Regions from separate parts of the Homo sapiens genome. Here all the other regions are linked to region 2. Evidence: chromatin loops called from intact Hi-C (ENCODE). Cell type or tissue: heart right ventricle. All regions are shown on one strand. Region 1 has its middle 47 kb from the start of LINC00844. Region 2 overlaps BICC1 (BicC family RNA binding protein 1). Region 3 has its middle 54 kb from the start of LINC00844. Region 4 has its middle 87 kb from the start of SLC16A9. Region 5 overlaps PHYHIPL (phytanoyl-CoA 2-hydroxylase interacting protein like). Region 6 overlaps PHYHIPL (phytanoyl-CoA 2-hydroxylase interacting protein like). Region 7 has its middle 64 kb from the start of LINC00844.

What was found. A loop is a pair of places that touch in the nucleus more often than their neighbours do. Peaks named below come from ENCODE experiments on the same cell type or tissue, not always from the same donor. Only the 100,000 strongest peaks of a DNase experiment are listed, where the experiment ranks them.
Region 1: a loop joins it to region 2, with 4 times the contacts of the local background. A loop is called at or near these places in 49 of 110 quality-filtered maps.
Region 3: a loop joins it to region 2, with 2.8 times the contacts of the local background. A loop is called at or near these places in 52 of 110 quality-filtered maps.
Region 4: a loop joins it to region 2, with 7 times the contacts of the local background. A loop is called at or near these places in 51 of 110 quality-filtered maps.
Region 5: it touches region 2 in a loop (12-fold over the local background); 35 of 110 quality-filtered maps call a loop at or near these places.
Region 6: it touches region 2 in a loop (6-fold over the local background); 34 of 110 quality-filtered maps call a loop at or near these places.
Region 7: it touches region 2 in a loop (2.5-fold over the local background); 13 of 110 quality-filtered maps call a loop at or near these places.

The regions. Positions count from the first base shown.
Region 1 is chr10:58,950,420-58,954,419 of GRCh38, forward strand. No RefSeq gene overlaps it. Among named protein-coding and RNA genes, the nearest start is that of LINC00844, 47 kb to the right of the region's middle. In heart right ventricle, a CTCF peak has its summit at 2,435 (motif pointing right); a DNase peak (open chromatin) is centred at 2,402; H3K27ac peaks cover 3,162 bases.
Region 2 is chr10:58,780,067-58,784,066 of GRCh38, forward strand. The region is part of intron 3 of BICC1 (BicC family RNA binding protein 1); the gene reads left to right. Among named protein-coding and RNA genes, the nearest start is that of LINC00844, 220 kb to the right of the region's middle. In heart right ventricle, CTCF peaks have their summits at 2,006 (motif pointing right) and 2,205; DNase peaks (open chromatin) are centred at 2,958 and 3,155; H3K27ac peaks cover 3,442 bases.
Region 3 is chr10:58,943,128-58,947,127 of GRCh38, forward strand. No RefSeq gene overlaps it. Among named protein-coding and RNA genes, the nearest start is that of LINC00844, 54 kb to the right of the region's middle. In heart right ventricle, no CTCF peak of the experiment used is centred here; no DNase peak of the experiment used is centred here.
Region 4 is chr10:59,620,496-59,624,495 of GRCh38, forward strand. No RefSeq gene overlaps it. Among named protein-coding and RNA genes, the nearest start is that of SLC16A9, 87 kb to the right of the region's middle. RefSeq lists an enhancer at 1,876-2,170. In heart right ventricle, a CTCF peak has its summit at 2,008 (motif pointing left); DNase peaks (open chromatin) are centred at 2,118 and 3,456; H3K27ac peaks cover 1,923 bases.
Region 5 is chr10:59,233,206-59,237,205 of GRCh38, forward strand. It overlaps PHYHIPL (phytanoyl-CoA 2-hydroxylase interacting protein like), which reads left to right. Exons shown (of 5, transcript NM_032439.4): 2 at 1,099-1,295; 3 at 3,278-3,452. Among named protein-coding and RNA genes, the nearest start is that of PHYHIPL, 59 kb to the left of the region's middle. In heart right ventricle, a CTCF peak has its summit at 1,820 (motif pointing right); no DNase peak of the experiment used is centred here.
Region 6 is chr10:59,179,506-59,183,505 of GRCh38, forward strand. The region is part of intron 1 of PHYHIPL (phytanoyl-CoA 2-hydroxylase interacting protein like); the gene reads left to right. Among named protein-coding and RNA genes, the nearest start is that of PHYHIPL, 4.9 kb to the left of the region's middle. In heart right ventricle, CTCF peaks have their summits at 2,362 and 2,575; no DNase peak of the experiment used is centred here; H3K27me3 peaks cover 61 bases.
Region 7 is chr10:58,933,484-58,937,483 of GRCh38, forward strand. No RefSeq gene overlaps it. Among named protein-coding and RNA genes, the nearest start is that of LINC00844, 64 kb to the right of the region's middle. In heart right ventricle, no CTCF peak of the experiment used is centred here; no DNase peak of the experiment used is centred here.

The DNA.
Region 1 (4,000 bases), 170 kb after region 2:
CCATTCAGCTCAGAAGTGGCGAATGTGAACTCAAGCAGTCTGGGGCCAGAGCCCACACTTAAACACTATTACATGCTTCCTATGTTTTTTTTGTTTGTTTAGTTTGCCTGGTTTGAAACAACTGTATCAGATTGCCCATATGAACAAACTCAAGATATGAATTTATTTTGAAATAATGTAAACTAAACCTAAATTAAGTCAGGCTCTAAGCAAGACAGAATTTTGGGGTAAATGTGAAAATTCCCTAAACTGTAGTGTTTATGCTATTTTCAGCATGAAAATCCCACTACCATCATACCCTACTTGTAGGGCCAGGCAAGGGGATAAAGGCCAGTCAATAACTATTGAGCTGTGTCTCAAGTCAAATCTACCAGGCTATTTTGGACTGTTTGATCTTGACTGATGACTAAGAAATAACAGGATGAGTCAGGGAAGAGATGAAAATGAATTCAGAGTAAGTGCAGCAGCTAATAGTAGAAGTAGGTGGAAATAAAAGGAAATATATTGGCAGATGTGGAGTGATGAGGGGCGTAGTGAGGGGAAACCATGGGCTCCAGTCACCTGCATCTCCTTGATGTGAAATTGAGAAGGGATGGTGGAGGGGACTGTTACATCTCTCATGGGTTTTGCAATGAGAGAATTGTCACTTGCATTGAGCAGTGTCTCTGAGCCATCAGGGGACAGATAGAGCACAAATTAGAGTCCAGATTTTCCAAGAACTCTGAGTTCTTCCCTAAGAGAGAAAAGAGGGCAGTAGTAATGTCCAAATCACAAGAACCTTGGTCTGGCCTTGGATGTTTCATTTGGACCTCCCAGTCCTCATTTAAACCACACACTAACATTCTGAGTAAACATGAACATTCTCATTTTTTCTGTCACTGAGGAGCAAAGGTCTCTGGTACCTTGATGCAGTCCTCTGTAATTTTGACGTCCAGATGGTGCCATTGTCCATGGGGACTGTGTTGAGATGGAAAGGGTACACAGGGATTCAGGTGTAAACCAATGACATTCCAGATCATGTCTGTGGGCAATGGTGAGCATCAGTCTCCTAGAGGTTGAGACTTGAAGGGAGATGATCATGAGAAGGGTTTAATTGAATAAATATTAATATTTCTATTAGCTAGTTCTTATTTTTGTTCAAGAGGAAACATGTTTTTATTACAACCCTGAAGGTACTAAAATAGTACCCCGATTGATCGGAAACCCCCTGGGACCCGACAGTATTTTCCTTTGTCAGATCGCTGGACAACAATGGTCCCAGAGATATGAAGTAAAGGTGTTACTTTTCCAAATTATGGAAGCAAATGACCAGCCTGGACCTGTTCATTAGCTGGCGGTACTGTTTTGAGTAAAGAAAAATTTTAAAGATACACTCCGAGCCAAAGAGTTCCAGGGAAATTTTTTTGAAGTACCCAGTGAGAACTTCCCGGCAGCCACATCTTCTTTCTTTCCTTTGTTTTAGAAGTTCAGTCCCTAAAGTGCTCTGTTCCAAGAATTGTTAGGGAAAGATGAAACTCTTCTGGCAGGTACTGGGATGTTTGGTTTGTTTTGACTCTGCGTTGATCTCAGGAATGTTAACAGGCGTGTTTCCATGCAAACCACACAATAAAAAGATGACTATGGTTAAATCTAGTCCCTTGGGGTAGCTAAAAAAAATTTTTTTAAAAATGTACCTATTGGAAAACCTAGTGCTTCTGTAGCCAATTCTGCCAGATTAACAGAGGAGGCCTTTCTGGAAGGCTCTACACTGATCCTGTCAATTCTTATTAGGATGGCAGTTCCTAGCTCTTTCCATTATGGTTTGTCAGTTTTTCCATTAAAGATCATGGCTTTTCGGAACACAAACATCTGGTGTGTTTCGAATCCCTCAGGATCTTGCTGATGGCATACAATTTAATGGCAGGCAGTGCACGTCTTGCACCACATCTTTGCCTAAGTTTCTGGTGCGAAATTCCAAGTTTTGTAAATCTAGTCTTTCCCACACAATCCTGTACAGCTGTTTTCAGATCCAGGAAATCCTTGGACAGAAAGCAGATATGCTTTCTGGGATGTGATGAGCTTTATACAAGGGGGTAAGAGATTCCTGGCGTGTAAACTTGAACAAGTCTCAATTGTTCCATTTCCTTTTGGAAAAAGTCAAGGTCAACACTGTTGACCAGATGTACTTCAGTTAGTATCCAGAATTACGATGAAGAATAAGAACCAAGAGGCTGATTTTGTCAGGAGGCCTAGGTTAGAGTTCAGACCTTCCACCGATTAGCTGTATGGCCCAGGGTGGTCATTTATACTCTGTGGGAAATGGTTTCCCTTTGGGTAAAATGAAATGGTTGGGCATGTTGGAATCTATGCCCCTCCTAGCTTCTGGAACCCAGAAGATTCCAGAGAAAATGAAAATGCTTGTCAGAGGTTTCATAGTACTACCCCGTAGCACCAGTAGATGGCAGACTCGCATTATAGTCTGAAATTGATACCACAGTATGATACTGGTCACATTGTGAAGGTAGGTACAATTTAATGATCATTAAAAAAACCAAAAGAATGAAAAAAAAAAGTGTTGTTCTTAACCAGCAGGCTCATGTAATCCTAGGCAAAGTTCTCTGTTTCTATTAACCTTAATGAGGACTCCATACTTGCCCAATGACCATCTTTTAAACTGTGCTTGGAAAGGCAATATATCTCCATTGGGGCAAACCATGCATTTCCTCTCTCACTAACTCTGATTAATTCATTCAACAACGATTTGTCTGATGTTCAGTGTGTTCCAGGTCTTGGGCTCAGTGCTGGGGATACAGAGATAAACAAAAGAGACAGTCCCTGCACTCAGGAATCTCATCCCCCAGAGGAATGAGACAGCCACTGAACAAGTAGTTGTCACTGTGGTGCAAGTCTACTGAGAAGTACATACTAGACAATGTAACATGGATGCTAGAGGAGGAGTGACAGGGATAACTTCCCTGTGAAGTACTGGATGTATGAGAATGAGTGAGGGCTGGCTTAGCAGACAGGAAATTAGTTGAGGAGAGAAGTTCAGGCAGAAGAAACAGTAGGTGTGAAGCTGCATAGGGAGAGAGAGGGAAAAGATCAGTGCAGGAGCTAAAAGAAGCTGGAATGACTATGGCATTGAACCAGGCAGGGAGTAGTATGAGATGAGGAAACCAGATCTCATGGGGGCTATCGACCATGCAAAGGAGAACGCTGATTTCATAGAATTCTTGATTTCTCCATGATGTTGTTGATAAGGGTGATTTTTATCAGATTTGTTAGCAGGCATCTTGGTGAGTAAAGAAGCCTGTTATGCTGGCCAACATGGTGAAACCCCATCTCTACTAAAAATACAAAAATTAGCTGGGCATGGTGGTGCACACCTGTAGTCCCAGCTACTCAGGAGGCTGAGGCAGGAGAATCCCTTGAGCTCAGGAGACAGAGGTTGCAGTGAACCAAGATCTCGCCATTGCACTCCAGCCTGGTGACAGAGTTAAAAAAAAAAAAAAAAGAAGCCTGGTATGACAGTAAAAGAGAGAATAGGCTCATTTTGACTGGGAAGTTGTAGGAGAAAAAAGGTGTGATGCCTTTCCTCACCCATCATAAAGGTCACGGCTGACACTCCTATAACAAAAGTCAGATTAACAAGAGAAAATAATAATAAATGTATTTAATCAAAGTTTTACATTATAGGAGGCTTCAGAAATGAAGACTCAAAGACCCAGAGAAAACTGTTTCTATGCTTAGGTTTATTGAAGAATAGACAGCCATGTAGAAATGTGATTAAACAAAAGGGTATGATCTAATGGTAATAGACTCAGGTGGAGAACCCAGCAAGGCCTGTCTGTTCAGATTCTTCTTGGCCTCTCTGTGCAGCATTCCTTCTTCCCAGGTATGGGGCAGGACCCTCTGGAATGAGGGTCTTTAAGATGTTTCAGTAGGTAGCTAGTCAGGCATAAGCAGGGCAGGAGAGGGTTCAGCCTTCCCCACATACACACATGAGGAATGGAATGTCAGG
Region 2 (4,000 bases):
CTTGACAGATCCAGGCCCCAGGTAATGCCCGTCTTGATTATATTGTTTCAGAAGTAAAGCGCTTTTGGAAGAAATTAACTTGAAACAAACGTGAAAGAGCTCCACGCCAGGGGAAAGTAAATTCTGTCCACTCATCTGTTTGACAGTTTTGTTTATGTACATAAAATGTACCACAGCCATCCAGATTTGAAGCCATTTATAATATATGGAAATTTTCCCTGTAAACAGAAGTACAACTCTGATACGATAACTTTTGTTTTGTTTTTATTGTGAGTGGGAGGCGGGGAGGTAGTCAAACAAGGGATTTTTCTGTTGTTTTCTGTCTCTAAATGTACATGCCGAGGGTGGAAGACATACTGTGAATTTAGGGGGTTGAATCCTGTTCTCAGCAGCACTTAATCATGGAGACAGGAAAGTGGCTACAGATTTTTGATGAAAGATTGGCCTAAATTCATCATGTGTCTATAGCACATTACTCTCTGTAGCATAATAAATGCAAATGGCTGACATGAGTATTTTCTGCAGATTTTGCTGTGGAATAGGAATGAAGTGGGAAGGAGGTTTAGGGGCCTGAAGGAAGAAGGAAGAGGCAGTAAAATATTCACTAATGTTTCCAGGGGTGGGAATGTTTCCAAGGATGGAAAACCACAGAGTAGAAACCAGAGTACCAAGAGATAATCTTTTAAAAGCATAACTAAACTTCACATTAAGTCATAAAAACATTCAGTATTCTTACAATAGAGTAAGGTAGAGAAAATAAAATTTTAATTTTAAATATTGAAATACTTTATTTTTATTGAAAATATGGTTTTTAGCGGGTGTCCTTACGACAATTGTTGCCTTGTTAAGTCCTTACAGATATCCATATGAAAGTCACAAGAACCTTTATGTTCAAAGGTTTAACATTTTTAAAAAGGGGCATTTTTTTCTCTTTGGCATTATTCACATATAAAATACCCATTTCATATGCATTTCCATTACAGCTTCCTATTACTTAGAGAAGGTTGGATTACCATCTGGTCACTTTCTCTTCATTAGGATGACACCAGAGGGATGTGAGCAGACGGGTAGGACAGGAATCTAAAAACCAAAAATTGAGATGAATATCTGACAGTTTTTTTGTATTTTTAAAGAGGTGCTAAGATCAGAATATTTGAACTCAGAACTTTTTTGGAAAGTACCACACACACAGTCACCTAGGATATGAGCTTTAGACTCTTTCTATAGACTTCCATCTCCTCTCTCTGTATTTAGCCATTTCCTAAATTATAGGTGCCATCCGTTCATTCAGCAACAGCTTATTGAGTATCTACCACTTGTTTGGCACTGTGGTAGTTACAAAACCAAATTAAACATGACCCCTGTGTTCAGGGAACTTGAGGATTGGTTTTAAAGTAGTAAATTTTTTTTTAAGAGTAAATGTCTCAAAACCTTTATGCCTAAATTGAGTTCTTCAAAGCAATTAATTTTGGGAGGGAGAAGCTCTACGCTTATTTCCTATTTTTCTGTTATGCCATCTTCTAACCCTCTTTATAGCTGACTTTTTCCTCAATTTATGTTTATTAATGTGGTTAATACTTTGACTTTTCTCTGTCAAGTATTTGCAGAGTGGGTCTAAAGGAAATCTTAATCCCTTTTGGTATTACACAGACATGTTTGAATTGTAAACTGTTAACAGTCATTGAAAAACAGAGACCTGTATTTCAGGAATTGAAATGAATAAATTAAGATCAACCTGGAAAAAAGGACACATCTTGTATGCATCTTTTAAGCAAGAGCCAAAAAGGGAATGAAAAACACAATGCTGCTAGCCACTTTAGCAATCTAAACCAGAATTTTGTCATGTTTGTTTTTCTCTGTCCTTATTAAGCTTGACTATTTGAAGAACCACTTTCCAAAAAAGCACTGATTCAGACCCTGGAGGTAAACGTGTTACATGTTGGTGACTGTCTCTGCATGCATGCTCATGTGTCTTTGTGCCCACTGATAATTTATATTTTTGGTCACTAGATGGTGCCCTTTCACTTTGAATGAAAGTGTATTTTCTGTTGAGGCGTTTGCTTTTTATTTTGCTTGTTGTTCTGTTGATGCAAAGATGGTGGAAAATCATCTTATTTCTTGATTTAAGAAAATCACATTCTCTCTTAAATCGGATACGAGGCTCCCTGTCCCTCTATGTATGCATAGGAATTTTAATGCGATTATCCAACCTGTAAAGTCACACATTTGTAGATTATCATACCACTCAAAACTTACTGTTAATTTGTTTTGTGGGAAAAATACAAATTTATCCTATAGAAGCATTTTGTATAATATATATAGGACCAATACATAAATGACTACAATTGAAATATCTATGTGGTTCAATCTGCTGTTTCTGTACTTGAGTTAACCATCACTTGGAAAGCCAGTGAAATGCCAGTTACTGAGTCCTGAAGGCCCAGAAACCTGTATTTTAACAGGCATGTTTTGAGACACATTGGCTTCTAATCACCCACAGTAGTAGTGAACATTTTCAGTAGAGGTTAACTTCATTGTCAACCAGCAGTAACTAAAACCAAAGTTAAGGATAGTTGAGAGTGAAATTTTGAAGGTAGACAGCTCTTTAAAACCTGATTGAAGGTAGACAGCAACTGGAAAACCTGATTGAAGAGGGAATTAAGGAGGCTAGTCCCCACCCTGAGGCTTTGGCTTGGTATCTCCCTCTACCTGGAAGGTTCCAGCTCAGCCAAGTATCCTACCTCCTTTAAGCCTATTGCCTAGCCGAGCTATTATGGATGAAATAAGAATTATTGAATAAAATGATCTGTCTGTTTACATAAGTGTGGTAAAAGTTGGCTAGAGTATAACAGAGAAAGGGCAGTCCTGGTTCTTGTTAGGATGCATTAGAGAGCAAGCAATGGGAATGAGATGCTGTTGGGCTCTCTCCCAACTTGGGTTGGTCAGACGCCCCTTGTGCCTTGCTGTTAGGCCCCTCATTTCATAATAACTGATGCTTAACATTTTGGCAAGTTTTAACCACTCTTAAGACCTTTGACCTTCACAGTGTCCCTGTGACAGGTTAAGTGTCAGGGGAGGGATTACAAAATAGGATAAGGAAGGGTGCTTGAGACCAAGAGCAGCCACCAGGAGAGGGTGGGGGCTGGAGGTGGTGACAGAGACTCAAATTAGGCACAGCTGCTGGACATCTCCCCAGGAGGCCAGAGGCATTCCTGAACTCTGAAGCTTGGTGCACTGTTATTAACTGTGATTTCACCATCCTGGTCCTAGCAGTGGGTAGCTTTAAGAAAAATCGTTTCCTCCCTTCTTTCCTTCCTCCCTCTTTTTTGGTGAGGGGAGTGGCAATTGCCCAATTGCAACATAAGAATATGATATGCTCTCTGTGGCGTTTTCACCTAGGCTGTGGGATGGGGGTGGGAGATCACAGTGTCAGGGGAGTATGTGTGGTTTAGATAAAATCCCCACCCAGTGATTCTCATGCCTTATCCTAGAGAATAGATGCTTTAGGAGTTAAAGGATTCAGGCGGAACTGGTGGTAAATTGTGAAAGGTGTGAAAGGTGTGAAAGGTGCTCAGTAAACATTTACTGACTCTTTACTGCCTGGATGCAAAGTACAGGATATAAAAGACTTAGCCAGTACTAACTGACTTTCTTAGAAGTCAGTACATTGTAGACACTCAGTAAGGTTGAGACATGATCAATGGTTGTGATAATCATAATGAATTATCTCTATGTTATTCAGTTTTATCATAAAGCTGATGGGTATAGAACTTTTGACTTATCCTAGAATGATCTTGATCTGTGTCAAAGGCTGACCTGTAAAATAAGAGAATACCTGGATTGCTGGGCAACTTGAAAACCTGATTGAAGAGAGAATTAAGGAGGCTAGTCCCCACCCTGAGGCTTTGGCTCTGATATCTCCCTCTACCTGGAAGGTTCCAGTGTCTTACCTCCTTTAAGCCTTTACTCATATCTCCTTTTCTCTATGAAGTCTGATACT
Region 3 (4,000 bases), 160 kb after region 2:
ATGATATTATATTGTTGGTATAAACGTCCAAGTAGGTGGAGCAAAATCACAGAGGAAAACAATAAAATTTTCTGAAGTAGGGGAAGACATTAAATGGGTATTGTTTTTTATTATGGCCATCTAGGAAAGAACAGAGCAGAAAAAATTTTGAACTATAAAGAAATGTAGTAACACAGTTAGAAAAACCTTGGGAAAATACTCAGAGGGGAAAATATTGACTGTTCATGTTACTCAAGCTATATTGATAGGAAACCAAACCAACCAACCAATGCGGTTAGACAACCAGATGATACAATGGTAGAAGAATGCTTCAAGCTTGTTGCTTAATCACAATTTTGTTTTTTGACAAAGTTTGACAAAGTGGGAAAGAATCTCTTGTCTTCAGAAAATTGGGGAAGGTTCAATAGTCATTCACAGGGATTAGTTTCAAACAAATAATTTGAAAGTCCCAAAAGTAAGACTAGAAGTAGGGCCAAAGATCTTGAGTGCTCTCTGTGATTTTTCTCTTGATTAATTGGCCTCTGCCAGACTTTTGTTGCATTTTTGTCTAGAGTTATTTTGGATGACATTCCTCTTGTCACATGTTGAGACTTGCTAGGGGGCTGCTGCTGGGTTCTTACAAGTACCTCCTCAAATGCCTTCTATTTGACATCATTTTATCCTCCTCCCTGAGATGAAAACAAGCCAACTGAAAATGTAAAGAGTGTTGGGTTGGGTATAATTGATATTATACTTTCTTTGACTAGTTGGCAGTAGATTTTGGAACAAAGTAGTGTATTTACTGCCTGTAAACATTTTGTTGACCTGAGAAAAATACGTTCATGAAATCTATTTGCATTTTCTGATAGAGAAACACTGTGGTAAAGGGTTTTGTTGGGTCATTTTGAAAATTTTGGCTCTCATTCACTGGTCAAACATTTATTGAAAGCCTACTACATTTCAGGTATTATATGCTTTGGAGGAATGTTTAGGGGAGTGTTTTTCAAACTGAACACCAAGATATTAATAGATGTTCCTTTGACAAAATTGTTTCTGGCCAAGTGAGTTTGCAACATAAACTCTTTCTTTGAATCTTAGCACATGTTAGGATGATAAAGTTCCTAAGTCTTGCAGCAAAGAAGCCTGATTAATTTTGTTTTGCTTAATCCAGTGTTTCCTTTTCTTAATTTTTTTCTGACCATGGAACCCCTTATTCTAGAACATTCATTATATCTCTTGAGATAGCAGGGTGTTCAGCTCTCTCTGCCCTCCCTGTATCTTTTGAGGAGTGGAAATGAAAGAACCTTCACATCATATCATGTATTAGACAAGTGCTGAACAGAATGTGCATGTTGTAAGGAATCTGGTAATATAGCGTGTCAATGGCAGAAAAAGACCCATGTAAACATTTTGCCAAAGTACTTTTCTCTCTCCTTTACTCCCTCTTTGTTCCTAGTCCTGATCTCTGTTACCTTTCTTGAGCCTCAGGCACAGAGAAGCAGTAGTTCCTTTTCCTTGAACTCTCTTTTTGTAAGCCATACTCTTCCTTCTGTTTCTGCCAGTTTTTTCTTTTTCTTTTTTTGTTGCTGCTCATACAACCTGTGTTAAGAAGAGGTTTGGCTTTACATTCTCATTCAGTATGTACGATCAAGCATCATCAAGTCAAAAGCTGACTAACACATGTGAAGGAGATAAGTCTGGAGATAGATTCTCAATGTGGTTGGTGGATGCACAGCCAGGAATCCGTTGTAAATCCTAAGTGTCCTGAGTGTAGGCAGATAGCCAGAGAATTTCCCCAAGTACAGGGTCAAGTCAGTCATTTGTAAGAGTCAATAGGATTAGTAAATCCTAGGCAGTGTGGGTCAAATAGTCTGCTGAATATACCCTGGGAGTCTGAAACATTGAATGGAGAAGAGAGTCTGCATTGAAAAGACGAGCACTGGTAGCCATCAGAATTGGGACAGAATGAAGAAATTCCTCTGGGAAACAAAGTAGCTAAGTTTAATTCTTCTCCAACTTTGAATTTCAAAATAAACAGTAGGAAAACATCTGGTCATAAGAATGTTCTGTGTTTTCAGATGCCTCCAGATGTAGAGGGTGGTGGTATCTTGTCTCCTAATGGAGTTCAAAGCCAAATACCATAGTTTCCATTTATCTGCAGTTTCACCTTTTTATGGTTTCAGTTACCCATAGTCAACTGCAGTTCTGAAAACATTAAATGGAGAATTCCAGAAATAATTTAGAAAAATTATAAGTTTTAAATGATGCATCATAATCTCACTTTATCTCGTCACGCAAGCATTTCATCGTCTCACATCATCACAAAAAGAGTTCAGTACAAGAAGATATGTAGAGGGAGAGAGAGAGAGAGATCATATTCCGATAACTTTTATTAACAATATATTGTTATAACTGTCTTTTTTATTATATACTATTGTTAATCTCTTAATATATCTAATTGATGTATTAAATTTTATCATAGGTATGCATGTTTAAGAAAAAACATATTTGTAGGGTTTTGTACTGTCCATGGTTTCAGGCATCCACTGAGAGTCTTGGAACATATCCCCCACTGTTAAGCTAAAACTACTGTAGGGCTGTATGGAACAAGTGTTTTGAAAAGTAAAAAAATACAAATAAAAATGCTCCATTAATAAAATGTAATATTGCTAGTAAATTGGGAGTATTTCATATTTGTTATCCCATTTGGTTTGGGAACATAATTAAAGATGTGTGTTGCCCCAAGCCTTTGTTCACATCCGTATTTTCATCAAAGACCCACTGATGGGCACTTCAGTAGGAGTCCAGACCTTAAGGGGTATCCATACCAAGAAGGGGTGACAGTCTGTAGACAGACACTTTCAATACAGTGCTGAAATGGGCATCTGCACACGGTGTGATGGGAGCATAGAGATGGGAGCAATGGAGTCTACCCTAGGTTTGGGGAAGAGGGAGATTAATTTGGGTATTTAGAAAAGGCTCTCTAGAGGAAGGGATGCTTGAACTAAGTCCTTATCAAATAATAGTTAGCTTCAGGTTGCATGAGGGATAAGATGGGAGAAAAGAGACTAGGAAAGACATTACATGTAGAGGAAGCAATGTGGACCAAGTCACAAAAGCAGGAAACCTAGCTGCTCTATAAGGTGTCTGCATAGAATGTAAGTAGAACAAAGGGTAGACAGTGCATTTGTTTTCTAGTCTTTGCACAACAAAATACCCACACTTAGTAGCTTAAAACAACACAAAGTTTATATTGTATAGTTCTGGGGCTCAGAAGTTGACAGGGGTCTCCCTGGGCTAAAAGAAGGTGTGGTGAGGTGGCATTTTGTTCTGGAGGCTCGGCGGGAGAATCTGTTCCCTTGTGTTTTCCAGCTCCTAGAGACTGCCCACATTTCTTGGCTAGTGGCCCCCTCCTTTCATCTTCAAAGCCACCCATATAGCATCTCTGTGACCCTACTCTTTCTTTGACCAGAACTGGGAAAGTCTCTCCACTTTTGATGATTCATGTGATTAAATTGGGCTTACCTGGATAATCCAAGATAATCTCTCTATGTCAATGTCTGTACCCTTAATCACATCTGCAAAATCTCTTTTGCCATGCCAGATAACATATTCACAGGTTCTGGGGATTAGGGTATGAGTATCTTTGGAGGATGACTATTCTGAAACCTACTGCAGGCAGGGATGGCTTTGGCAGGCAAGGACCACAGCATGGATGGAAGGCCCTGAGTGCCTGCTGCTCTCAGGAGCTAGGTTCTGACTTCTCTCTTCCAGTTTGGATCGACTCCCTTGCCAGTGCTCTGCTATTTTGGGACTGGAGCCAGTTTCTGGTCTCTATGGCTCATTGATAAAAAGAGTGATTGAGGAGTAATTACTTTTCATTACTCTGAATGCTGCCCCTGACCCCAGGAAAGTTAACCCCTGCACAACAGTAATTAAAAAGCTATTTGTCTCCTTTTTCTACTTATCTGAAGATACACACTAAGATAAAAGGGACTTTAACTTCTTATGGATTCTACCA
Region 4 (4,000 bases), 840 kb after region 2:
ATGTCATTCATATGTAAGGGCAACTGAGATAGGGGCATTAACTTCCTAAGTGGGATCATGATTTGGATTTTGGAAATACACATGCTTTTGTAGTGTTTTGCACATATTAATAGAAAGCATTCAAAAACTGGTCTTTTTTTTCCTTGTATGTTTTATTGTTCCCCACTCTCTGTTCCCCATCACTGCTTCACCTTCATGTTGCCATGAGATCTAGTAGGAAGGGGCTGACCCTATCTAAGTCAAGATCACTTGCTCCTATCATTTGTTCTGTTTGGCCTTCATAACCAAAGAACACATGACTATTGGAGCAACAGCTTCCTGAAATTCTTGAACTATGGATGCTGGAAATGAAAGAACATGCTTTGATTGACTTTGTCTTGTGTATCAGGCATTCTGTTAAGAACATAATTCTGAAACACCAATTTATGGGTAAAGAAAACTGAGGACAGAGATATTAAGATTCTTGCCCCATGCTTCAGACATTTAGTTGTCTATTGGCTACATTACCCCACTCCTCCCCTGCCGGCAAAGTTCACCTCTCACTCTAGAGACTAAATACGTCACAGCTAGGGCATAAGCATGTGACTCATTCAGGCCATAGTATGCAAGAACAAATCTTCAAGGGGCTTCTGAGATATGCTTCTCTTCCTCATAAAAAGGAGTGTATAAGAAACTACCTCTCCTCACTTTTTTTCCTTTTGCTTTTCATTGTGATTGTGTGAGACAGTGATGCTTGGTGCTATGGCAGCCATCTTGTTACCATAGGACAATATGTTTGATGACAAAAGCCAGCATACCGACGATGGCAGAGCAGAAAGATAGAACTTGAATACTTGCTGGCATCAATTGAAACAGAACTTGAGTATCTGATGGCATCAACTACTAGCCTCAGAATTGCCCTGAGTTCCACCTTGCTTTTACATGAGATAGTAAATATCATCCAAACATCCTAACTAACACACCTAGGAAATCAAGGAGTAAGGGTGTGAGTCCCACTGTGTTTCCTATGAAAACAGGAGTTTCAATTTCCTAGTTCTCCTTGTTTGTTTCTAGATTGTAGAATATTCAAAGGAGATTCAAAGAGACTGATGCCCCTGCCACGTTCTACCCAGCTGCCCCCAAATATGTGGCCTGATGCTTAGCTCTTCACTTATCATTGAACTAGGTCTTATTTTACAATGGTTTGGTCTGTGACTTACTGGCTGATGTTGGCCCCAAGTCCACCCCTCCATCAAGACTTGAACATGTCCTTAAGATCCAGCTCTGGGAAAGGCATCTCAAGCACTAAACCTCCTCTTCTGCCTGCAAGGGTCAATGTAAGAGCCTGGACCTAATTGCTGCCTGGTAGTCCAAGTTAAATAAAAAGTAAATGCTAGGCAAATACTCTGTCTTCAGAGCATGCTGCCTGTGTGGCAACATTTCTGCTAATAGACTCCAGCCATCAGCCATCTGTCCATCTTGATATACTGTGCATTGCAGATGAGAAGGAATGTTCCTTTCCCCTGCAGTATTGCATGTTGATATTTTCCTTCAGGGAAATACCTGAATTTCATATCACTCACCTCATTAAAATTTACCTTGCATAGAACTAATGTAATATGTACTTTTTTTTTTCTTTTGAGACAGAGTCTCACTCTGTTGCCAGACTGGAGTGAAGTGGCACAACCTCCGCCTTCTGGGTTCAAGCGATTCTCCTGCCTCAGCCTCCCGAGTAGCTGGGACTACAGGTATGCACCACCACGCCCAGCTAATTTTTGTATTTTTAGTAGAGACAGGGTTTCACCATATTGGTCAGGATGGTCTCCATCTCTTGACGTCGTGATGCACCTTGGCCTCCCAAAGTGCTTGGATTACAGGCATGAGCCACCGCGCCCAGCCAATATGTACTTTTATAATAAAAATAAAGTCACAAATAAAAGCTTAAATTGCTTCCTTAGCGGAATTATACTTTTAAGGCCTGCCATTGCCTTAACTGGAAGGAGAGATTCACACAGAACTACAGGTGCTTACGCCACCTAGTGGGAAGAAATTTTTATTTCGGAGGGTTTTTCTATGCCACTTACATCCCTTGTGCACACAGGCCCGCGCGCGCGCACACACACACACAGTCACCAGGTGTGATGGCAGCCCACGAGCCTTATCAAAAAGGTGAATGTTGGGGCCAAGAGCAGACAGGACTTCACTGTGTTGCCTCTGATCCAGGAGGCTGCATAGGCAGAAGCTGTGTCTGTTTTTACTTAATATCTGAAATTGCCGGTACACTCTGACTCTGGGAGGAAGGGGGAAGCTACAATACAGAAAACCATTAACTTTGGGGACTGAAGGAGGGGACGTAAGTTGTTTGACCCTGCTAGTTATAATCATTGTTCTTTGCCTTTATTGGAATAAGTAAATATAATCCTGTAGGTAAATGTGCATTTCTTGACATCTTGGATCTCCATTCTGCGTCAGGGGACCCCCAGCTCACTTGTCAGATGAGGAACGGTGAGTAAGGCTGAGCTCAGCCAAAAGTCATGAAATCAGAGAAACTTGTCCCCAGAACCCTGCAGTCTACCGCTTTTGGCTCTCCTTTCTCCTCTCAGTTCTAAGCCTACTGTTAAATTAAGGTTAGCCTAAAGCTGCCTCCTTACATATTTTAAGTTTGGCCTAAAGCTTTCCCCATAAATAGTAAACTGTAACCCAACTGGGTGTGTAAACAGATTGAAACCTACTCTAATACCAATCACCAAGTTTCAGCCACTCACAGGCCAGCTGTTCAAACTGTGTTCAAATAAGGCAAACGCCAAGCTGTAATCAATCTGGCTGTTTCTGTACCTCATTTCCATTTTCTGTACATACGTTTCCTCTTTCTGTCTGTAAATCATCTCGACCATGCAGCAGCATGGAGACTTTCTGAACTTGTTCTTGTTCAGGGACAACCCAATTCACAAATCGTTCTTTGCTATCTACCCAGGCAAGTCTCTTGCACACTGACCATTTTCTCCCCAGTAGTCACTATTCAAACATCCCCTCAGCTAAACCTTGGGGAAATGTCCACAACGATGGGATGAGAGCTTCGTGTGTTATTCTTCCGAAGTCTTCTCATGGGCCCAGAGCACAATGCCTTATCCCAGAAATGAAGACTGCATCGTGAAATCTCAAAACGGGAGGAGAGAGAAGGATGATTGGATCATGGCTATCCAGCTGTTCCTCAGAATGTTTGTTTGGCCTATACTGAACGCAGCGAAAACATTAATGTTACCAGAAAAGGAGCCCGATCCAGACCCCAAGAGAGGGTTCTTGGATCTCATGCAAGAAAGAATTTGGGTTGAGTCCATAAAGTGAAAGCAAGTTTATTAAGAAAGTAAAGGAATAAAAGAATGGCTTCTCCATAGCCAGAGCAGCCCCAAGGGATGTTGGTTGGCTGCTTTTATGGTTATTTCGTGATCACATGCTAAACAAGGGGTGGATTATTCATGAGTTTTCCAGAAAAAAAAGCAGGTACTTCCTGGAACTGTGGGTTCCTCCCCGTTTTACGCCCTATTGGGTAGCTTCCGGATGTTGCCATGGCATTTGTAAACTGTCATGGTGCTGGTGGGAGTGGCTTTTAGCATGCTAATGTATTAAAGTTAGCATATAATGAGCAGTGAGGATGAACAGAAGTCACTTTCATTACCCAAAAGTGGGGTTTGCCTGGCTTCTTTACTGCATCCTATTTTATCAGTAAGGTCTTTGTGACCTGTATCTTGTGATACCCATCCTGCTGACCACCTAGCTCATCCTGTGACTAAGAATGCCTAACTTCCTGAGAATGCAGCCCAGCAGGTCCCAGCCTCATTTTACCCAACCCTTATTCCAAACGGAGTCACTCAGGTTCAAATGCCTCTGATATTAACACTCCAAATAATGCCATAGAAGTGTTAGCTATTATCATCATCACCATCACCGTCATCATCAGGGCCAGGGATAGAGTCAGGCATGTGAGGCGCTCACTTTCAGAGTCAATTTTCATCCCCACCTG
Region 5 (4,000 bases), 450 kb after region 2:
AACATGGGTCAAAGATTTAATGAAGTTGGGAACTGTCAAAAAGTTTGTATCAATGACTGTCATGGAAATGTAGGGGAGGAGAAAACAATCTAATCTGGAAATGGAAGGTATTACCACAAGGTGAACATTCACTGTTGTTTTTTTGTTGAATAACATTTTATTATGTTAAGGAACGAGTTAAGTAATTGATTTATGGCCTAACATTTTTTCTTATTTGAATAACATTTTTTTTTTCTCTCTTGAGGCATTGAACATTATGTTGGCCTGGGGAAAGGGAATGTAGAAAAAAATGGGGTAAAATTTGATTCTAATATGTCTTTCCTATATGTAAAACAAACTTGACATGTTTGTATTTTCTTTTTGTCCTATGATCCATCAAATCCTGCTCTATACTGTTAGCCAAATTGTTAGCATTTTCCCTAAGTGGAAGTGTAATCTTTAAAGTAACTAGTTGTCATATAAATTCTTCAAGATTTTAATATCAGTCACTATGGCAGTCATCTTTTTTCTTTTAGCCTTATTTGTTATTTCAGCTCTCAAAATTAAATTCATCAAGGTTCCACAGATAAAACATTTCTAGAGTTATCCTTAACATAGTAACTTGTAAGTGAACGGTCTTCAGTATTATTTGTATATGTAGTAAAACCATTACATGCTGTTTCTCTATATAATGCTTCCAAAATGAAAGAGGAGGGGGAATTTTTATAGACTGTCACTGCTAGGTCATGGACTTTTAAAGAAATGTTTCCTTCATTTGGATGGGCCCTTTCATTATCAACATGTCTATGAAATTATCTGGCTTAAAACACCTGATACTACTTTAGAGCAAAATTGATTGGTCATGTAGAAAAATAGGCTCTTGAGGTTTTTTAGAGGGAACCTAACCATATAAAACTAACATGTCATAGATTAGAAAGATAGAGTGTCAGTGTTTTTGTGTTCACTCTGTGAAAACAAATTGGAAACATAAATGGAAAAAGTAAAGATGATAAGGAGTAAGTCATCTCTACTTTTTATTGGTAATAAATCCATTAATTGGAAATAAATTGGAAAATCCATTAATTGGAAATTAACTTCCTGTGCATTGTTTTCTTGCAGGGAACAAATCACAAGACAGTGGCATAGCAGAGATGGAAGAACTTCCTGTACCACATAACATCAAAATAAGCAATATAACGTGTGACTCATTCAAGATTTCATGGGAAATGGATTCAAAATCAAAGGATCGCATTACACACTATTTTATTGACCTCAACAAGAAAGAGAACAAGAACTCCAATAAATTTAAACACAAGGTAAAATCTAACAAATACTCATGCTAATTTGCATCTTAAAACTTTCTAAGTATGAGGACATTTTAAAAGAACGAATAATATTCTATTAATGGCTTATGTGATGTATTTGACTTGGGAAAAAATAAAGATTATATGTAACTCTAAAACCCTATCATTCTAATAAGTTTTGTAAGAAAATGAAATGCCATGCTTTTTGTTAGAAGATAATTTTCAAAAAAAGGTAAAATCATGACTATCATCTAGATGTAAAAATTAGTTTACCTTAAAGATTTTATTTAACTTATTAACGAGGAAACCGATGAGGTGTTATAACCAGTTCAAAGGGAAATCCAAAGAAAAGACTCATTTGTAGATACAGGTGTAAACTGGTATGGAAGTCCTGATGGGAGGGGTGAAGAGGAGGGTTGTCCTCCACTGAACATAATTTATTTGTATGTATTTAGACAAGAAGAACTGAATTGTTACTAGTTTCTACAAATTACAGAATTGTAAAATGGCTTCCATAACACAGACAGATGGCCAGAAGAGGGTGCTATGTGCAATGCATAGTTTTCCACTGAAGCACACTTTTTTTTCTATAACTGCCAAACAAGGAATCTGATGCAGTTTATAAACTTCAAGGTATTTTAAAAACACTTTAGGGCTAAAAATTGCTTTAAGTAGTCTGCTGTCTTTTGCCTTTTGTTTTTTGTTTTGATAATGAAATTTTTTTGTCTTTTGCTTTTTAGTTTTGAGAATGAAAATTATTAACTTTTAAATGTTTTTAGATATATAACACTTCTCTGATATTTATTCACATATCATATATCTTTTCTGATATATCTCTCTTTCCAGAAGTATCTATAGAGAAATTAACAGTTATCTGCTTTAAGCATTCTTTCTTATGTTGCAGTGTTTTCACTGATGATGAAAATCTGGTCTATTTTTTAATATTGATATTAAGTTTTAACTTGGTAGATACTTTGGAACTTTCTTACCTTACCTAGAAATATTGCTTTTATTAGATGTGCGATTATACATACTAAAGATAAGTGAGGATCATACATACTACAGATAAGTGTGAAAGAGGGAGCAAGATTGAGCAGTCATTATTTTTTCTGAGTTCCAGTTCTGATTATGCTTTCAGTGATGGATATTCTCTTTGCTGACATTTGCCTTGTTGATATAGCTTTGAAATCTTAAATTTCAAACATTAAATGATGAATTGTTTGAGATTTGACCCTTTTTCTTCACTCTCCACTTGGAATACCATATCCTTGAAATGTAGTGAATATTCAACTAGCAGATTTAATTAATCACTTTACTAAGCATTTTTTAGAAATACGTAAACTTTTCTGTGACACATAGACTCTATATTTGAATGAAAGTGAAGCAAAAATTCATATTTTTAGTGTTTTCTCCTTTAACCTGTAAAATATCAAGTAATGGGCAGCTTTAGTGAAATTATTGGGTAGTATAAGTTAACCAAATATAATATTTTTAATACTATTGAACTTTATCTTTTATGTCTCTGTTTTTTAAAGTTTTGTCATTTAGTATGAGAATGTTGCATTTTGAGGAGCATATAGTATACAGAAAAGAACACCATATTAGAAATCAAGAAAACTGGAATCCAAGTACATTTATGTTATTAACAAGCTGTATGACCTCGAACTTGTCTCTTGATAAAGTTGGGCCTTAGTTTTTGCATATAGCAAATAAGAGATTTAAATATAATAATTGTTAAGTATCTTTAAGCAGAAAAATTCTATTGTCAGTCAGGAACTTAATAAGTTATTCTCCATTGTTTACAGTTGATTAAAGTTATACTACTAAATTAACTTCCTCCTTTTCCCTCCTTCCTTCCCTCCCTCCTTCCCTTCTTCCTTCCCTCCTTCTCCCTTCCCTCCTTCCTCCCTTCTCCCTTTTCTTCTTTCTTCACTTCCTTCGTCCCTCTCTGTCTCCCCTCATTTTTCTCTCTCTCTTCCTTCTTTCATTCCTAGGATGTTCCCACAAAATTGGTGGCAAAAGCTGTTCCCTTGCCTATGACTGTCCGTGGACACTGGTTTTTAAGCCCAAGAACTGAATATACAGTAGCAGTGCAGACTGCCTCAAAACAAGTTGATGGTGATTATGTTGTGTCTGAATGGAGTGAAATTATAGAATTCTGCACCGCAGGTAAGAGAACTAGGTACAAATATAGAAAAGCTTTAGTTGTTCTGGGAAAGCTAATTATAGAAAAATATTTCTTTTTTGTAATTATAAAGTGATATATGTGACATTGGTCATTTTTTGCGTTGTCAGTAGCATTGTGTAACAGAATAAACAATGTTGTATTGATTGGAGGAAGCTGAAGTTCTCAGTAGAAAAATCTGAGTAATGGCTTCAAATCATTTTTTTCTATATCCATAGTTTGATTTCTTCAAGATGAAAGCTATGCAAATAAAAAGGTATGCAGTTTGAAAATATACTCAGCATAATTTTTTAGCTTCATTTTGAGAGACAGAGCTTTTTTCTCCTTTTTTTTTTTTTTCCTTTTTCATTTTCACCAGTACTGAAAGACAGAAACTAGGAAAATCCTTCTCTATTTCAGGTGAATGGAGGCAGATCTCAGTGACTGTCCCTAGCAGAAATGTTACTAGATTTTTCACTGGAGTACTAGAAGACCTTAAGAAAATCTGCATCTAAACTAGTGTCCTGTATACATATGTGTGTCTTTGCTTCAC
Region 6 (4,000 bases), 400 kb after region 2:
ACATTAATTCCCTGGAAGTGGAATAAAATAGAATAGGGGAAAGTATAGTTATGTTCTCCAATCAGAGATATTTTTAATTTTATAATGTTTTCATACTGTATCAACCAAGAGTTATGCCTGCTGGTGAACATAACTGTATATCTCTCTTATGTTTCATTGGATTTTTTTGTTTTTGTTTTTGTCTGTCACTTGCCTATTTTCCTATGAATTGATGATTACATTATAAACAATAATTCAATTTTTTTCATAGTTTCTAAAAATATTTAATAGTTTCTGAAGAATATGGGTTAGAGTCCACATGGTCATATAATTGGCTTTTCAATTAAGCAAGACAGTTACACACACACACACACACACACACACACACACACACACACACACTACCTCATGGATTGTCTTCCCTAGGCATGTGTACTTTGTTTGCCAGGACCTGGTCCTTGCCCAGGTATTACTCTGAAAATATACTGTAAATCCAGAGGTTTCTATTCCTATTGCAAGTAGAAGAGTATTTTTGTTTCTCCATCTCTGCTGTGCTGAAGTATACTCAAATTGCATACATGATGTACTTTTATTATGACTTTTCAAATAAAATGAAAGAGAAAATTTCTTGTTTGGAAACAATAATATGGGAGCCCATTTACAGTTTGATAGATACTTCAGACCTTCACTGACCTGTGACAAGACAAAACAGCTCCCACCCCACACACAGAATTTTATATTACTTGTGCTTTTCGTCTTTTAATCATATATATACACACACACACACACACACATACACACACATATATAATATATATATATAGAAAAAGTATATATATATATATATATATATATATATATATATATATATATATATACTTTTTCTTCCTCGTTGAACAGGAAAGATTTATCTACATGTTGCCTTACATGTATCTAAGCTGCCTCCAGCTTTGTTATAGTAAGGAAGAAAATACATAATTAATTTGTTTTAAAACATTTAAATCTACCCTCAAGGCTTCGTGGCTTTAACAAATATTATTTTCATGAGTCCGGCACTTTATGACTGTCCAGATACGGTATAAACCATAGGGTTTATGATGTAGTCAGCAAGGAAACACATTGGAAAGAAATTACACAGAAGCTAACAGATTTCCTTGTCTTTGTCTCTAACAATACTTACGTGGAAAAAATGGAGGAAAAAAAGATTTTATCTCTTTTACATATTTAAAAAGATAAATTTCTTTGAATGTTGAGTTTATCAAATTTATTTAAATTATAAGTCAATTAAGACCTCACTTATGTTATTGGCATGTGGATTAAACAAATTTTAACTTTGGAAATAAAAAGTAACAAATGCTTAATAGCACAGTGATGTTAGATAATCCGTAATGGCATTTTCTGAAGCAGACATCTAAGAGGAGTACCCATAACTGTTAACTTTAATAGTCTTTATTACAAGAATGTAAGGTAGTCATTACTCAGTCTCAGTGACATGCAGTGTAGCATAGTGATAATACCATTTTAGATCAGACCACCCCTGTTAGAATATTGGCTCTTGAAAGCCGTGTAACCTTAAATTACTTAACTTGTTTTAGCCTCAAGCTTTCTTATGTAAAGTGGGTATAATACCAATCCTGTAGGATTGTTTAAATAAGTAAAGCATTACTTTCATAGAATTTACCAGTGTTGATATTAATACAAAATAGACAGTAATAATTATTATTCTGAATGGAATATTGTCCACGTAACTTCTTGAATTGAACCACTGCTTTTTAAAATTTCTTTTTTGCCAGTGTCTAGGTCCTTGTCGTTTTTCTTAATTTCAGTTACATGTTATAGGAAATCACTTCAACTTCATGAGTAATTACTATAATCTGTAAATTCTGAATTTTAAAGAATAGTAAATTTTGAAATCACAATTATAGTACTCTTATCTTTTACTTCTCTTTTACCATCCTATCAGTAATATCTTTATCACCTTAGCCCTAAAAATTGTTTTCAGTTTCTAGTTCAAATCTGTCATTTGCTATTTTTCATGTGGCTTGTAACCTTGATGGTTGCTTTGTTTAGGTATTTGCCTTAGAGCCCTTCTCTGTTCTTAATTTACAATGTTTTTCTTTATTAACTTTTTCCAAGGATAGACATGTACTAGGACACGTAGCATGTAGATTAATTTCTTTGGCCCAAATATGACTATAGAGATATTAGTGAGTATGAAACAAAACAAAAATAAAATAAAAACTAAAAGAAACAAAAAATTTGGAAACCATCAGATTGTATTAAACCAATTCATATTCTTGGTAGGGTTCTAATTCATTCCCAGGGAAGACCAGGAAGTTACTAGAGCAAGTTACATCAAAGGATATGTGACCAGACTCCCTCCAGTGGTAGAATGACTGATGTGTTGTATGTTTAACGCTGGCAACTTACTTTGTTGCCTAGGTAGGCCCGGTCAGAAATTCACTCTCTATAGAATGCTATTTAGACAACATTCAAATTACTTGGTTTTATCTCTACTGATATTTCTTCCTAAATTAGGCCCAATGTTGCTTTTTCCTCTAACTTATGTGAGTATACTTTCCTGATTACTTTTATATTTCATCCTGGGCCTCGATAATAACAGCAGCTATGTCACTCATTGCAGCAAGCATAAATCCTTCTACTTTCTGGTTTTCCTTCTCTGCTTTTCTTTAGTAAATGCATAATATAAGTTTTGCCTTGTAGAATGTGCCTCCTTCTTGGATTTATTTTCCATTTCTGTTATATTGCTGTATGTGAATCTTTTTATCCTTTATTAATTAAATTCTATTTTTACTATAAAACCTATACCTCCTTTTTAAACTTTAAAATATTTCATTATTAGCATTATTATTATTGAGACGGAGTTTCGCTCTTTCACCCAGGCTGGAATGCAGTGGCGCAGTCTTGGCTCACTGCAACCTCCGCCTTCTGGTTTCACGTGACTCTCCTGCCTCAGCCTCCCAAGTAGCTAGGATTACAGGCACCCGCCACCACACCCAGCTAATTTTTGTGTTTTTAGTAGAGATGGGGTTTCACCATGTTGGCCAGGCTGGTCTTGAACTCCCGACCTCGTGATCTGCCCGCCTCGGCCTTCCAAAGTGCTGGGACAGTAGTTAAACCGTCCTTTGAGCAGACTATATTTTATATACATACATTTGAGAGTAAAATCAGTGTTTGGAGACAACTTAAATGTATAGAAGAATAGGACAGTCTGAGCAGAAAAAAATAGGTAGAAAGCTTCAGCATATTCTGTATATGTTAAGGGTAGGGACTGGAAATGGTATATAAGAAACCAAAAAAGAATCATGAGGAATTCATGATGATTGAAATTTCAGGCAACATGGAAAGTGATCAGGAGTAACTTCAGGATTTTAAGTCTGGGAAATCTGAAGAATCATTGACAGGAAAGGAGAAAAAGAGAAATAAAATAATTTTTAAACATCCTGATGACATTAATTTTTTACATCTCAGATTTTAGGAGCTGGTGAATATCCAAATATGTCCTAAGCACTTTTCTAGAGGCATATCTCTCTCATAGATATTGTTTTACCAGGATGATATTATATATACTGCTTTGTCATTATTGTTTCAGTGTGTTTCCCCATGAGATTACCCACTGATATTCTTTTGAGGCTTTTTTTTTTCTTCATTCTCACTCCTCAAAGGCTATACAAGGTCTGATGATAATACTGTGAGAATCAGTACAATATAAAACTAACCACTTAATAGTTTAGAGAGGATTGTGAAATAGTGATTTTTGAGCTATCTCCGTAAAGAGATTGTTGAATCTAAGGAGACATTTTTGAGAGATTAGTATAAAGCAAAAAGAATTTTTGAGTTATATGAAGATGTTTCAAATCTAACATTAAGAGAACCCTTAGAAACTTAAAAAGTCAGCAATTCTTGTGTTCTGGGGAAAAGAGTTCTAGAATGGGGAGAATTGCTCATAGAAACATATATTCCACTAGGGAGACTGGAAATTAAGTGAAAAGGGAAAGGT
Region 7 (4,000 bases), 150 kb after region 2:
TACACAAGACACTGTGAGAATATAGCAATGCATAAAAGTGGTTTCTAATATTTGTTGTATAGTTCATTTAGCCTCACAGGAGACGGAAATTGTTGTAAAAGCTGCAGAAGGATATATAGGATCTCGATAGGTAGAGAAGTGGGGAGGAAAACAACTACAGGTATACAATTCCTCGAAGCGCAGGGATCTTGTTCCTCTCCTTCATTGTTGTAATGCCTAGTGGAGGACCAGTACATAGTAGGTATGCAGTAAGCACTTTAAAAAAAAAACAAACCTTGGGGTAGGATGCTAGATGGCTGAATGATGGGAAAAAGTGGAGAATGTGCAATTGTCCAGGGATGGTTTCAGAGGCTGTGTATGTCATGCTCTGGGATTGGCTATTAGAAATCTACTTCATGGGATTGATTGGCATGTGCAAGGAGCAGGGGCTGGAAACAGTTTGAGACCAGTTTGCAGAGGTCTATGACTGACAGACTAAGTGTGGACCATTTGTCCATTAGTCACTGAAAGTGACTGATGGTTTGGAAGTTAAAAATGATAAAACTGGCATTTAAGAAGAAAGATCTGGCATGGGTATGCAGTAACCGGGAGAGAGTAAAAAAGGTATGATGTTGAGTGTTCCAGGCACTCAACACCATGTGATATGTTCAGTGTGAAAGTAAAAAAAAAAAAAAAAAAAAAAAAAAAAAAAAAAGAGACAATATTGGTGATACCTTTAATAAATCAACCTCAATGACTAGGCAACCGCTGTATAGTTTGCCCTATAAACTTAGGGACCATATACACGACTTAGGGACCATGGGCCATCTCTTCAAAGAGATTTTATTTTTATTGAGTCCTTGAGCCTGTCTTATAGATATAGAGGAGGTATCTTCAGGCCTGGCCTGCTGTCTTTTCTTCCAAATCCATTTGCTGTACCCTAGAGACAGCAGTTCCTACTCTGACACATCTCAAGTAGGCCTCTTGATAATAACACTTTGATCCCAGTCCTGATTCATTTCACATGAGGGCTCCTTGATCTGCTTTTGGCCCACATTCTGCAGCCACTAGCAAGCTCTGTTCCACTCTTACCCCTGTCCCACAGTCCTATAACCCCCACCCTGTTTCAGTGTCTGGGATTAATTATTGCAATGTCCCTATAAGTTGTTATCACTATTTTCAGATGGGGAAACTAAGTCACAGAGAGGTTATTCAGATGGAAGGTGGAAAAAAATAGAATTGAAACCCAGCCATTTTGGCTCCAGTGTCAAAGCCACATGAGGTTACACTGGTAGATGAGAAAAGGGAACACATGAATTAAGGATTTCCTAAAGAAGGTTTGAAATTTCTCTAAGCAAAGAAGAATATAAGTCTGAGGACAGGATGAGAGGGGCACTCAATGTCAGGAAAGTGTTGTGGATCCCAGTTTCCAGAACCAAATGTGATTTCTCACATCTTCATGTCTTTACACGTGCTGGTTTCTCTACCTGGTATGCTTTCTGCCTTTTATTCTTTTGACTAGCTCCTGTTCATCCTAAAAAAACCTAGCTCAGATACCACCTTGTATTGAAGGCTTCCTTACATGCAATGCTTTTGGCTTATTGGTCTCCACTCACTCTGTGCTGATTTCTGTCATAGCTTGTGGTAGACTGTAAAAAATAAAAAGTTGCCCCCAACTGTTCATCAATTTCTATATCCACACACTTTGCTATATTACTTTGCAGCCCCATCAAGAGGCTGTATGTATTCCTCCCCGCTGCCCCATCCCACCACATTCTTGAGTATGGGCTGCCTGTGATTTTCTCTGGCCAACAGAGCATGGGAGGAGTGATGCTGTCCCAGGTTTCAGGCTGGACCTCCAGAGATCTCATGACTTCTGGTCTTTTGGAGCCTTTCCTCTCCCATGAGAACAAGGCTGGGTTGACCTGATAGCATGGTAAGGAAGCATATAGAGGAGAGGTGAGCCAACCCTTAGAAATAGAGCCCTTTGCTGGCCCCTGCCTGGTCACAGATGCATGAGGGATCCCAAAGAAGAAAGGTCAAATCTGGCCCAGATCAGCAAAACTGCTTAGTCAACCTGTGGACCCATGAGGAACAACAAAAAACACTGTTGTTCTAAGCTGCTAACTTTTGGGATGGTGTATTGCACAGCAATTACTAACTGATACAGAAATTGATACCTAAAACAAAATCCTAAAATATGTGGCATTAGCTTTGTGTAGGAGTAGTGACTACAGACTTTAAAAGCTAAGCCCAGAAAAATGGTGAGAAAATTTTAAGGGGAGGCTGGAAAACTGGCAATCCATGTTTAAAGTAATGAAGTGACTAGCAAAGTGTTATTTGTGGCAACTTGGAGGACGGAACATGTCCCTAATGAATATTTCAATTTGGCTAAGAAGATTGCTAGGCACAAGAATGAAAGTGTCAATTAGCTGCTGCCTGATGAATATGACAAGGTACAGAAAGCAGATGATAAACTAAAAAAAAAAAGAACTAACCAGTTTGTGAAATGCAAAGTTTGCATAAAATTTGTTCTTATTGCTAGCCTCTCAAAGCAGTAAAAGATCAAATACAGGGCATGCCAGAAAGGCATGGCCATTAGGTGAAGATAGACATGGAAATAGGGAAGCAATTTATAGAATCTAGGCAAATAAATGTTGATCAACTAAGCAAAAACATATGTAATTAGTAGTGAGAAACTGATATGCAGGAAATATAGAAAGCTTTGAGATAAAAATTTGAACACGTGCTCGTTTCTAAACCTGCCAACTTCTTTCCCTTTTATCTCTATAATTGTCAATCTTTTCTCCTTCTTCATTTGCCCTTCTGATTTCTTTTTTGCTACTGCCCTTCCTATCTTTCAATGATGGGAACGATTAAAACATACCCGGAAAGGAGGGAACCTTGGAAAACTGAGCCCAAAATTCAGCATGAAACTTCTCTTTGAGGCATCCACTAACTCCTAGCTGGGCTTACATGAGGCAAAATCAGGCAAATCTCTAAAGAAAATCGCAGATTGTAGCAACTGGGGTGCTGAGTAGCTGAGCAGGGATTTTTGGCAGTCATCTAGCACTGGGTAGGCAGAAGTTGGAGTTCATGGTCCAACACAGTGGAGAAGCTGTGTGAAATATCCTCATGCTTTCAGCTGAGACTCCAGATGGGGAATTAACTAAGGGCTAAGCCACTGCATTAAAAGCCGCTCTCTAGTAGACCGTGTTCCCATTATCTGTTACTGTTTTGCAAACCATCTCAAAATTTAGAGATTTAAGAGGAAAACTTACTATCTTTCATAATTTTGGGGGTTGACAGACTCAGCTGGGTGGTTCAGTGATCTTCACGTGCAGCCAGATATTGAGACTGCAGTTGTTTGAAAGTTTTTTTGCTCAAGTCCCTAGAGCCTGGGCTAGGAGGTTTAAAATAGCTGGGGAGTGGTCAAGCATTTATCTCTATAGGAGTCTTTTACACATGACTGGTTTGGGTCCTCACAGCATGGAAGTCTCAGTGTAGTTGCACTTCTCATATGGTGACTAGTTTCCTCCAGAGGGGGCATTTCAAAAGACAAGGCCATTCTCTTAAGACCTGGACCACAAATTGGCACAGCATCACTTCTGAGACAGTATGGAGAAGAGACTCTATCCTGGCAGACAAGAAACTTGGTAACCAAGATCTCAATGGGCCTCACATGTCTTGGATATATTCCCTCCCCCAGCCTTCCTGCTACCCAAACACATAGTCTCTCCTAACTTAGCTGATTAGGCTGAAATCCAAACCATAAAAGAAAGAACCTAACCATTTAACTCCTTGAGTAATATCTTCCAAGGTTGGTGAAGCAGGACTCTGGTATTCCTTAGAGTAACTGGACCAGATCCAGCGGGCTGAAGACAAGATGAAATCCGCCACTGACCTTTCATGACTTTCTTCTCACTGTAATCTCATTGTAATACTAACATCTCTGCCCAAGGCGGGGCTTATCCGCCATTTTCTGTACATGGGCCTGTCAGGGGATGACGCCCCCCTGCGC